2 separate regions of the Homo sapiens genome follow, and region 2 is linked to region 1. The links are chromatin contacts, found by Hi-C or POLR2A ChIA-PET in ENCODE. All regions are on one chromosome and are shown on one strand. The core of a region is the stretch at or near the end of the contact, and the rest is flanking DNA. Distances in the headings are between cores, read along the strand shown. Region 1 overlaps RPS6KA5 (ribosomal protein S6 kinase A5). Region 2 overlaps CCDC88C (coiled-coil domain containing 88C).

Region 1 (5,298 bases), core at 1,937-4,436:
TCTAAAATAAAATTTCACATTATATAAATTCATCTTTTTTTTTTTTTTTTAAGAGAAAAAGGACATTAGCATTTAGCTTTCCACTGAGGGCAGATGGAGATGGAGTTGGGAGGTTTTAAATCTTTAGAACACCTCTGAGAGACTCTCAGACCAACCTGGAAACTTCTCATTTGCCTTGACGATTTGTTTGCTTTTTTTTTTTAGAACTTCAGAAATGATACTTTAACAGTGAGCAAGGACAGATATTGTAGGTCTGGAGGATAATGTCAGTCACCTGATTCCAAATTTTCATGTACATCTTTCCTGCCTCCTCCGCAAAATAATATTAACAAGCTGAAAACCACACATGACCCATGCTTTCAGCATTGCTCAGAGATAGGGAGTATGATAATCTTCAGATTACATGTAATTAGGGAAAGGAAAACAGTACCAAATTTCATAGGGCTCTTCTGCAGTAGTCTTGTTGGGTATGGAATAGTGGAGAAAGGGAAACTTAAGAGACTCAATGAAAAAAAGGAGACTGGGCGTGGTGGCTCACGCCTATAATCCCAGCACTTTGGGAGGCTGAGGCCGGCAGATCACCTGAGGTCAGGAGTTCAAGACCAGCCTGACCAACAAGGTAAAACCTGTCTCTACTAAAAATACAAAAATTAGCCGAGCATGGTGGCAGGCGCCTGTAGTCCCAGCTACTCGGGGGGCTGAGACAGGAGAATTGCTTGAACCCTGGGGGCTGAGGTTGCAGTGAGCCGAGATCGTACCACTGCACTCCAGCCTGGGCGACTGAATGAGACTCCATCCCCCCTAAAAAAAAAAGTTAGACTGGCATGGTGATGCACATCTGTAGTCCCAGCTATTGGGAAGCTGAGGCAGGAGAATCACTTCAACCCAGGAGGCAGAGGTTGCAGTGAGCTGAGATCACACCACTGCACTCCAGCCTGGGTGACAGAGCGAGACTTGGTCTCAAAAAAAATTTAAAAAAAAAATTGGCTCTATGAAAAAAAGGCGAGAGTCCCCAAAACTTTAGACAAAACACATACAGAAATCATTCTCAGAAAGAGAAAATGTCAGCAATATGTGCCAAAATACAGAACCCTGGTCTGGGACTTGTTAGTTTACACCTGTGGCTAAGGAAAAGGGTGTTAAAGTGAGCAGAACCAGAAGGGGCAGCCTCTGAGAAGCCTTGCATTTAGAGGGGAATCAGATAAATAGAAAAGGGGTTGGTACCTTGGAGATGTGACCAGTGAAGAGAAAGAGAAAATTATACATTTTTGCAGAAACAGGAAAAATTACTAGTTTTTCTCTATCATTCATTAAACAAAGTGAACCTCACTAAACTGTTAGTGACTTTTTATACTTAGAATGCTGTGTAATAAATGCCTAGAAATAGAACAAATTACTACAAAACTACTGTAAAAGGAAAACAGAAAATGCAAATAAAAATATTCCTCCAAATCCAACCATTATGTAGAAAAAAAACAGGAATATAATACTCCAAACTGAATAAATGTCCTGAGACAAGCATTAGATGATATAAAAAGAGAAACATAACACCTGGAATCAGGTATTAAAAACGAAGAAAGAAATGGACAAGAAAAGGGAGGAAATGGATTCTGGAAAAAAAATGACAATGACAATTGATTCTGGGAAAAAAAAGGAAAAGACAGAATTGTATCAGAAATGATGAATATATTTACAAGTTCTCCAAGGAAGAATAGATTTAAATACAAATTTAATAAGGGCATTGAAGAAAAGCAGGGGAACACTTAATTAAATACAGAAAGAAAAAATGTCAGAGAAAAAGTGGCTGAAATGGAGAACAGGCAAAGAAAATGTAACATGTAGAACTGGAGTCCTTAAAGAAGAAAAATTATTCAGCAAATGTAATTCTGAGAATAAAAGAAGACTTGAGTATACACATTGAAATGGCTTACTAGGTACTGGGGAAAATTGATAATGATACAATTATCAGTTCTCATAACAAACAGCTCTGAGATATATCCTATTAATACTATTAGACTTCAATATTGAGTGATATTGTTAGATTTTAATATTTTAAAAAATCCTCAGGGCTTTAGGCAAAAAGATAAAATAAATTATAAACGGAAGGATAGTTAGGTTGGCATCCAACTTCTTAAAAGTGACATACAAAGCAAGGCAGCACTGGAGCAACTTTGTGTTGGTGGTTTTTTTTTAAAGAAACTTAGGGAAAGAAAGTACAAAGCAAGAGTTATATCCAACTAACTGCCTTCAAGATTAAGGCTATAAAACAAAGTTTGAGGTTGGGCACGGTGGCTCATGCCGGTAATCCCAGCACTTTGGGAGGCCGAGGTGGGTGGATCATGAGGTCAGAAGTTCAAGACCAGCCTGGCCAACGTGGTGAAACCCCATCTCTACTAAAAATACAAAAATTAGCCAGGCATGGTGGTGCACGCCTGTAGTCCTAGCTACTTGGGAGGCTGAGGCAGGAGAATCGCTTGAACCCAGGAGGCAGAGGTTGCAGTGAGGAGATCACACCATTGCAGTCCAGCCTGGGCAACAGAGTGAGACTCTGTCTCCAAAAAAAAAAAGAAAAAATTTGAGCACTCAAGAGCTCAGAGAATACCCTACACAGGTAGTCTCCCTGAGGATCTACTAGACAATGAATTTCATCCAAACAGATTGAGAAAACAACCTGATGGTGAGCACTTAATATACTTATTTGTAGAGCTGAGACTAAGGAACAAGGATGGGCCCATAGGTAGAAGAGTAGTACACAAATCTTTTTTTTTTTTTTTTTTTTAGATAGAGTTTTACTCTGTTGCCAGGCTGGAGTGCAGTGGCGTGATCTCACCTCACTACAACCTCCGCCTCCTCGGTTCAAGTGATTCTCCTGCCCCAGCCTCCTGAGTAGCTGGGATTACAGGCGTGCGCCACCATGCCCAGCTAATTTTTACATTTTTAGTAGAGATGGGGTTTCACCATGCTGGCTAAGCTGGTCTCGAACTCCTGACCTGGTGATCTGCCTGCCTCGGCCTCCCAAAGTGCTGGGATTACATGTGTGAGCAACCACGCCCGGACAGTAGTACACAAATCTTAAATTATATTGAATATATATTTGTAATTACATAAGTATGCAAGAGCATAAGTACATGTGCATACTTGTTCCCGATTTTAGTTTCAATTTCAATTTCACTTGAAGTCATAGCAAACATCTAGTTCCTTGAAATGTAACACACAGAAACAGAATCAGAAACCATGCAAACCATGTAAACATTTTCAAATTCAGGCATTTATTTCCAGTCTAAAAATGTGGTAGGAAACTGAGGTAGGACCTGAATTCTTAGATGCTCAACCTTTTTTTTCTGCTTTAACTGCCACCAACCATCCTCTAGTTGCTGCCACTCTGATATTTATTGGAAAGACACAGAGAAGTGAGCAGACAGGTTGTTTCATAAGTGGTTTAGTGATGGGTAGCAGACCAGGCTTTCATACTAGGTAGAGACATGGACATTATTGATATACTTCACATTCCATTGGATCCCCATTATAATATTTGGGTTTCACCATTCAATTTGATCATTATTCTTGTACATCATATTCTTGTTCTGAGTAAGTTGGCTATATGCTTTTTGGTTCATTTGGGATGACTTCAATCAGTAAACAAGTTTAAAGTCAGTTTCACATTCAAATAGTTTCCTGCATGAGGAAATTAAAAGCAAATGGTTACAAGTCAACTGAATAAGGCATTCCTTATAATATTATGAAACACGCATACCACATATGTATACAATATAAGTTCATGTACAGCATAAATATTTGTGCACCAGATTTAAATGTATATAAAATGACCTAAATATGCATAAATATATGATCTAAATATGTATGTCCTAGCTCTGTTCATGAAAGAGCCTAGAAGGCAAGGTACCTCAGTAGCAAGCAGCATACCTGATGCCCAGATCTTGGTTTCTATTAAGATTCCATAAGATCTTATTTCCCATTAAAAGGAATCAAGGCTACTTGTAAGAGAACAAATGAAGTTCTCAAAAATAGAAAGAGAGAAAGAAAAAGAAAAGTAAAGAAAGGGGGCATGTCAGGACACAGAGCCGGCTTTTGAAAGTGCTTCCAGTGACCAAATCTGGGACAACTTGTGCATTAAAATGATTAGGGAAAGGCTGGGTGTGGTGGCTCATGCCTGTAATCCCAGCACTTTGGGAGGCTGAGGTGGGCGGATCACCTGAGGTCAGGAGTTAGAGACCAGCCTGACCAGTATGATGAATCCCTGTCTCTACTAAAAATACAAAAATTAACCAGGCATGGTGGCATGTGTCTGTAATCCCAGCTACTCAGGAGGCTGAGGCAGGAGAATCGCGAGAACCACCATGCCTGGCTTATTTTTTTAAATTGAAATAGAGACGGATCTTACTGTGTTGCCCAGCCTGGTCTTGAACTCCTGGGCTCAAGCAATCCTCCTGCTTCAGCCTCCCAAAGTGCTGGGATTTCAGGTGTGAGTCATTGTGCCTGACCAAGAATGAGTATTAAAGCATTGAAAAAAATGGTGATTCATGAGTAGCCTAATAGATAGGTAGATATCTAAGCAGGAATAAGGGAGGTCTCTTCTCTGTGGTGCAATGCTGACTGATAAACTTGGAAGAAGTGGAAGAGTCAGAAAGTTACTCCATTGTAACCATTATAGTAAGGATTAGTTCAGGCAAGAATTGTCAGTGAATGCTCAATCTAGATAGGACATTTTGATGAAGAACAGCGTATTTTTCATGCCCTAAAATGTGTCCCTATGGATTGCTTTATTTCCCTATTGCTTTATCCACCTATACAGTGGATAAACTGGACATCACTTTAACTGGATGATAAATCTAATGTCATTAATGAGGGACAGACTGATGTTGTATGCTTCGGGTTTGGATACCTGCAAAGCACACATCACCTAAGTATTGAACATGCATAACCTGAATGATGATGAAGTGCCAGTGAAACAAAAAATTATATTTAAATAAAAAACAATATTCCTCAACAAAGTCAGTCCTAAAAGACAGAAATTGAGAAACTTCCAGATGAAATGAGACCTAAGAGACATGACAAAATAAAGGCAATATCTGATTATATACTTGATTATATACTGGATTTTATACTCAAGGAAAAAGTGCTGTAATAATGTATTAGGCTTCTCCAGAGACCAGGACCAATAGGATATATACATACACATACACATATAAACACACACACACACACACACACACACACACACACACAATAGGATATATACATACACATACACATATAAACACACACACACACACACAC
Region 2 (5,298 bases), core at 599-3,098, 280 kb before region 1:
ATCAAGCAGAACTAGGTTGTGTGCCACTTCAGATGCTTGTTTTCATTTATCGCCTATAGACTGTGGGGAAATAAATTATTTATTGCAGTTTTTGTTTGTTTGTTTTGAGATGGAGTCTCACTCTGTCACCCAGGCTGGAGTGCAGTGGTGCGATCTCGGCTCACTGCAAGCTCCACCTCCCAGGTTCAAGTGATTCTTGTGCCTTGGCTAATTTTTGTATTTTTAGTAGAGATGGGATTTCACGAAGTTAGCCAGGCTGGTCTCGAACTCCTGACCTCAAATGATCCACCCACCTCACCTCCCAAAGTGCTGGGATTACAGGCGTGAGCCACCACACCTGGCTTTTTATTGCAATTTCTGAGAAAAGTTTGAAAATATGTATCTTATGGGGCAAGGACAATCAACAGGAAACTGTTTGGCAAAGAAATCGGAATTTGTTCTGGTAACAAGAAAATAGTATATTGACTTACTATTTTGAATTTTTCTTACAGTCTTAATCTGGTTTTAATATCAGGGTAATTCTGGCTTCATAAAATGATTTGGGAAGTATTCCCTCCTCTTCAGTTTTCTGATGATTTTGGATGTTGTTGGATGGAGAGGTATACAAATATCAATTATGTTAAGTAGGTTGATAGTATTGTTCAGGTATTCTATATCCTTATTTACAGATATTCTGTATACTTGTTCTAGAAAATAGGTTCTGTTTTCATTGTAAGAGACAGGGTTTCACTCTGTCGCCCAGGCTGGAGTGCAGTGCTGCAATCATAGCTCACTATAACCTCCAACTCCTGGGCTCAAGCAGTCCTCCTGCCTCAGCCTCCCAAGTAGCTGGGACTATAGGCATACAACACCATGCCCAGCTAAGTTAAAAATACTTTTTTTTTGTAGAGATGGGGTCTCACTATGTTGCTCAGGCTGGTCTTGAATTCTTTGGTTCAAGTGACCCTCCTGCTTCTGCTTCCTGAAGTCCTGGGATTACAAGCCTGAGCCACCACAGTCAGCTGAAAAGAGGTTTTTAAAAAATAGTCAGAGAGGGCACAGCACACAAGGGAGTTATCCAGGGAAAGGACATCATCTGCCCCAGCAGCTCACATTTGTGGCGAGTGGCTCAGGACTGAAGTACCCTCTGAGTGCCCGTCTATGCGGTTTAGTCCCCTTCCCACAGCAGTTGCTTAAGTTCTGGAACAGCCATCCTGGGTACCCTCTGGGTCTTCTGCCCTGAGGGTCCCGGCTATTTTCGTGTCTGCTCGAGCACTTGACCTGCTCCCCAGCCCTCCTCGCTGACTGTGGGGCCTGCGCCACGCCGCGCTTCTCCCTCTCGGCAGGTGGAGAACTCCACGCTGAGTTCCCAGAGCGCAGCGCTCACCGCGCAGTACACGCTGCTGCAGAACCACCACACGGCCAAGGAGACGGAGAACGAAAGCCTGCAGAGGCAGCAGGAGCAACTTACAGCGGCCTACGAGGCCCTGCTGCAGGACCACGAGCACCTGGGCACGCTGCACGAGCGGCAATCGGCCGAGTACGAGGCCCTCATCCGCCAGCACAGCTGCCTAAAGACACTGCATCGGAATCTGGAGCTGGAGCACAAGGAGCTCGGGGAGAGGTAGGGCCTGGGGAAGGAAGGGGATCTGGGGAGGGGTAGAGTCCAGAGGAGAGGCTGGGCCCAGGGGGAAAGGTGGGGCCTGGGGTAGATGGGTGGGACCTAGGGGAGAGGCAGGGCCTGGGGAAGATGGGTGGAGCCTGGAGGAGATGGGTGGGACCTGGGGGAGAGTGATAGAGCCTGGAGGAGGGGTGGGGCCTGGGGAGAGGGGTGGAGCCTGGAGGAGAGGCAGAGCCTGGGGAGAGAGGTGGAGCCTGGAGAGAGGCGGGGTCTGGGGGAGGTGGGTAGGACCTGTGGGAAAGGCAGGGACTGGGGGAGATGGGTGGAGCCTGGACGAGAGGCGGGGGCCTCGTGAGAAGGGTGGAGCCTGGAGGAGAGGTGGAGCCTGGAGCAGAGGTGGGGTCTCAGGAGAGGGTCTCAGGAGAGGCAGGGCTTTGGGGAAGTGGGCAGGGCCCGGGGGAGAGGCAGGGTGTGTGGGGAGGGGAGGTGAAGGAGGGTGGAGGTGGGGCCCCTGGGTAGGCCTGCAGCGGGGCCTGAGGCCAGGCCTGGGGAGTCTGTCAGGCTGCGCGGAGGACTGGGACTTCCCTGGACCTCCCCTGCAGGAAATCTCTTGGCCAGCTGCTTCCCATTGTTGGGGCACCTGAGCTTTCCCAAAAGGAAGGAAATAAACGTTACCTTTAGCAATTTGGAATTTGTGCAACTGAAGACAGTAGTAAGAGGGGCTCCTGTGTGGAGAAGGGGATGCCTCTACTATTTCCAGTGGGCCTTTGGGGCCCTGATCCCTAAGGGTTCTCTTCTGTCTCTTTTCTCCCCAAAACAGAAATAAGGAGGGAATTCTCCACGGCTCCGTTTGTAGGGGTATGCCTTCTCTGGCCTCCCAGCTCTTCTCTTTCATATCAAGGTCTCGCTTGCTTTTTTTCATTTTTAACCTTTAATTATGGAAACTTCCGAACATATAGAAAGGAAGCAGAATCATATAGTGAAACTCTTGTGTATGCATCATGCACTCTCGACAGTCATTTATGTCCTGCTGTTCTCATTTCATGTGCACCTCCCACTCTCCACACCCTCACCCCATTTTTTACAGGTAAAACTTACATTGAAATGCACACATCTTAACTTTGCACTCTTGACAGTTCATGGTCTTGGGTTTTGTATTCATTAAGTCAGCCAATCTGGGCTGGGATTCTGTCTCCTGCTGATCAGTGATGGTACCAGGCACCTGCGCAGGGCATGGCAGGATCCAGGGAGGGCTAGGAGAGGTAGGATGCTGCTCTCCAGAGTCTGAGGGGCAGGTGTGATGTGCACCTGAATCTGATGCATGAGAGAGACATGGCTAAAGAGAGGCTCTCAGGTACTTGGAGTACAACAGAGGGAGCAAGATCTACTTCCTTTGCCTGGGAAATGGCCCTGCTGATGGTATATCCTTTGGAGCCGCCTCAACAACATGGCTAAGTGATCGTTGGTTCTTCAAGGTGGGAGTGGGGAGGACATCTCCACGGTCAGGAGCCACAAATGTCATTGAATCACAAAAGCCTTGTGCGGGCGCTGATGATGCTTGTGGGTTCATGGGTGGTGATGACATTCATTTATTCACTTGCCAAGTGCTTCCTTTTTGTCTCTATCTGGAGTTCTTCACCCCTTTTATCCATCCAGATCTCCATCCTTCAGGGGCTGTTGAGGCATCTGAAACTATAAGACTACTCCTTCCGGCCTAAAGTAGCATCTTCTGCCTCTTTTCACTTTGATCTCTCCCTCGTCTTCCCCCACCCATCTTGTTATTTGTGTGACATTTATTGTGTACGTGGTGCTGTGTCTAGACATGGTAGGAGTTGCACCCAGCTGACAAACTAATGAAGCATTCGTGTAAGTCTGATACTAGCATGATGCCCAGCACTCACCAGGCACTTGCGTGCCTTATTCTTAGTGTTATGTTATGTCGTATTAAATAATGCTGTATTGTATTCTTTCCTTCTTTCTTTATTTTGAGATGGAGTCTCACTCTGTCGCCCAGGCTGGAGTGCAGTGGAGCGATCTTGGCTCACAGCAGCCTCCACCTCCCGGCTTCAAGCAATCCTCCTACTTCAGCCTCCCAAGTAGCTGGGACTACAGGCATGCACCACCACACCCGGCTAATTTTTGTATTTTTTAGTAGAGATGGGGTTTCACCATGTTGACCAGGCTGGTTTTGAACTCCCTACCTCAAGTGATCCACCTGTCTCGGCCTCCCAAAATGCTGGGATTATAGGCGTGAGCCACCGTGCTGACCCCTTATTGTATTCTTAATGTGCATTCAGAGAGCAAAGGTTTTGGCAGGTGGAGTCTGGACTGTTGTTTTCCCTGCAGGTCCTTGCTCAGTACAGCATGTGGTAGTTACTCAGTGCTTTTTGCTGGTTGGACAGATGACTGGAGGCTCCCTTGCTGTGTCTGCAGCAGGGCTACAGGTTTAGGAGTGTAGGTACATGGCACACAAGGATGATGGTTTTCTCTTCTTCTCATTTGACACTAAAATCGGAGACGCTCACCCACTCATTGCTCTAACAAGCATTCACTACGTGTCATTCCTCACACGGGGATTCAGTGGTGAGTAAGAGTTATAAAGTTTCTGCCCTACAGTTGGGTCATTGCTAATGGTTAGAGACATGCTTGATTAATGTGCTTTTCCAACAAGGTGCAGTGGAGTCCTGAAGAGAAAGGCCAGAAACCCCAGGGACACTGGCTAGCCTCTGTCAGATTGTCTTTGGGTGTGAGACACTCAGGAAGGGGTCTGTAGAGAAGAATTTGCCTGAATGGGAAAGATCAGGAGACTGTGCCTCAGACTTCTCAACACTTCCAGTCTGCTAGGAGATCCTGGGTCACCCGTGAACACACGAGGTTGAAACAGGCTGGGAAGGGGAGGGGCCGGGACCTATGGGGCTACATCATTGTACTCTGCCCCCCAAGAGATGGCCAGTGCAGCCGACAAAGATAGATTAGAGCCTGGAGAAGATTAGAGCCTTGAGGGTAAGGAGAAAGTTGTGGGGACGGTGAGGGCTGTGGCTAAGGCGCCTGAGGAGAGCTGCTGTGTGTATGTGACAACTAGTCCCTGGCAGCTCCTGGGTGAGCCTCTGTCCCCTGGGGAAGGCCAGACTAAGAACAAGTGGATGCAGGCTCCTAAGGGGAGAGGGAGAGGCTTCTCCAGCCCTTGGAGGGTGAGATTAGCTGTGATGTGCAGCGGAATTCCACTGTTTGTTTTGTGGTTTCTCTTAGATTTATTTGTGCTTAGTGAACTACCTAGTAGCGTATTTATAATTCCCTAAAAGAGAAGGGCATGGAGCTCAGAAAATGTAGTCATCACATTGTCAGGTGGCTAAAGGAAGAGCGACTGCTTTATCAGGGCATGGAGGGACTATGGAGACAGAACGGGCTGGAGGAAGAGGATTCTGGGCTCCAGGGCTTGGCGCTGGCCTTGACATGGCTCCCAGTGGCTGCGCTCCCCGCCTGTTCCCTGCCCCATGCCCCTCACTTCTGCAGAGAGACTCTCCAGAGGAATCCCATTTTCTCACGGGAGGCACGCAGATCCTCTGGGATGTGAGTTACCTGTCGGAAAAGAAGGCCCTGGCCAGACTCACGGCAGGTGCTTCCCTCCAACAGGCACGGTGACATGCTGAAGCGCAAGGCGGAGCTGGAGGAGCGGGAGAAGGTCTTGACCACTGAGC

Evidence for each region. A loop is a pair of places that touch in the nucleus more often than their neighbours do. ChIA-PET counts read pairs that join two places held with the same protein, here RNA polymerase II (POLR2A). Pooled maps may share reads with other maps.
Region 2: a loop to region 1 is called in a pooled map, with 5 times the contacts of the local background. The contact joins two enhancer-like sites. A Hi-C loop is called at or near these places in 6 of 50 pooled maps. POLR2A ChIA-PET finds 5 or more read pairs at or near these places in 4 of 52 experiments (B cell, OCI-LY7, activated T-cell and 1 more).

Annotation. Positions count from the first base shown.
Region 1 is chr14:91,020,564-91,025,861 of GRCh38, reverse strand. The region is part of intron 1 of RPS6KA5 (ribosomal protein S6 kinase A5); the gene reads left to right. Among named protein-coding and RNA genes, the nearest start is that of RPS6KA5, 37 kb to the left of the region's middle. RefSeq lists enhancers at 3,079-3,238, 3,319-3,438, 3,449-3,498. Within about 2 kb of position 3,186, at least 8 of the 41 ENCODE cell types and tissues checked have a DNase peak (open chromatin) inside an H3K27ac peak, as active enhancers do; they include B cell, where a contact is called at or near this core.
Region 2 is chr14:91,300,006-91,305,303 of GRCh38, reverse strand. It overlaps CCDC88C (coiled-coil domain containing 88C), which reads left to right. Exons shown (of 30, transcript NM_001080414.4): 20 at 1,326-1,603; 21 at 5,234-5,298. Among named protein-coding and RNA genes, the nearest start is that of GPR68, 58 kb to the right of the region's middle. RefSeq lists an enhancer at 1-17 and silencers at 1,722-1,881, 2,042-2,101. Within about 2 kb of position 1,848, at least 5 of the 41 ENCODE cell types and tissues checked have a DNase peak (open chromatin) inside an H3K27ac peak, as active enhancers do; they include B cell, where a contact is called at or near this core.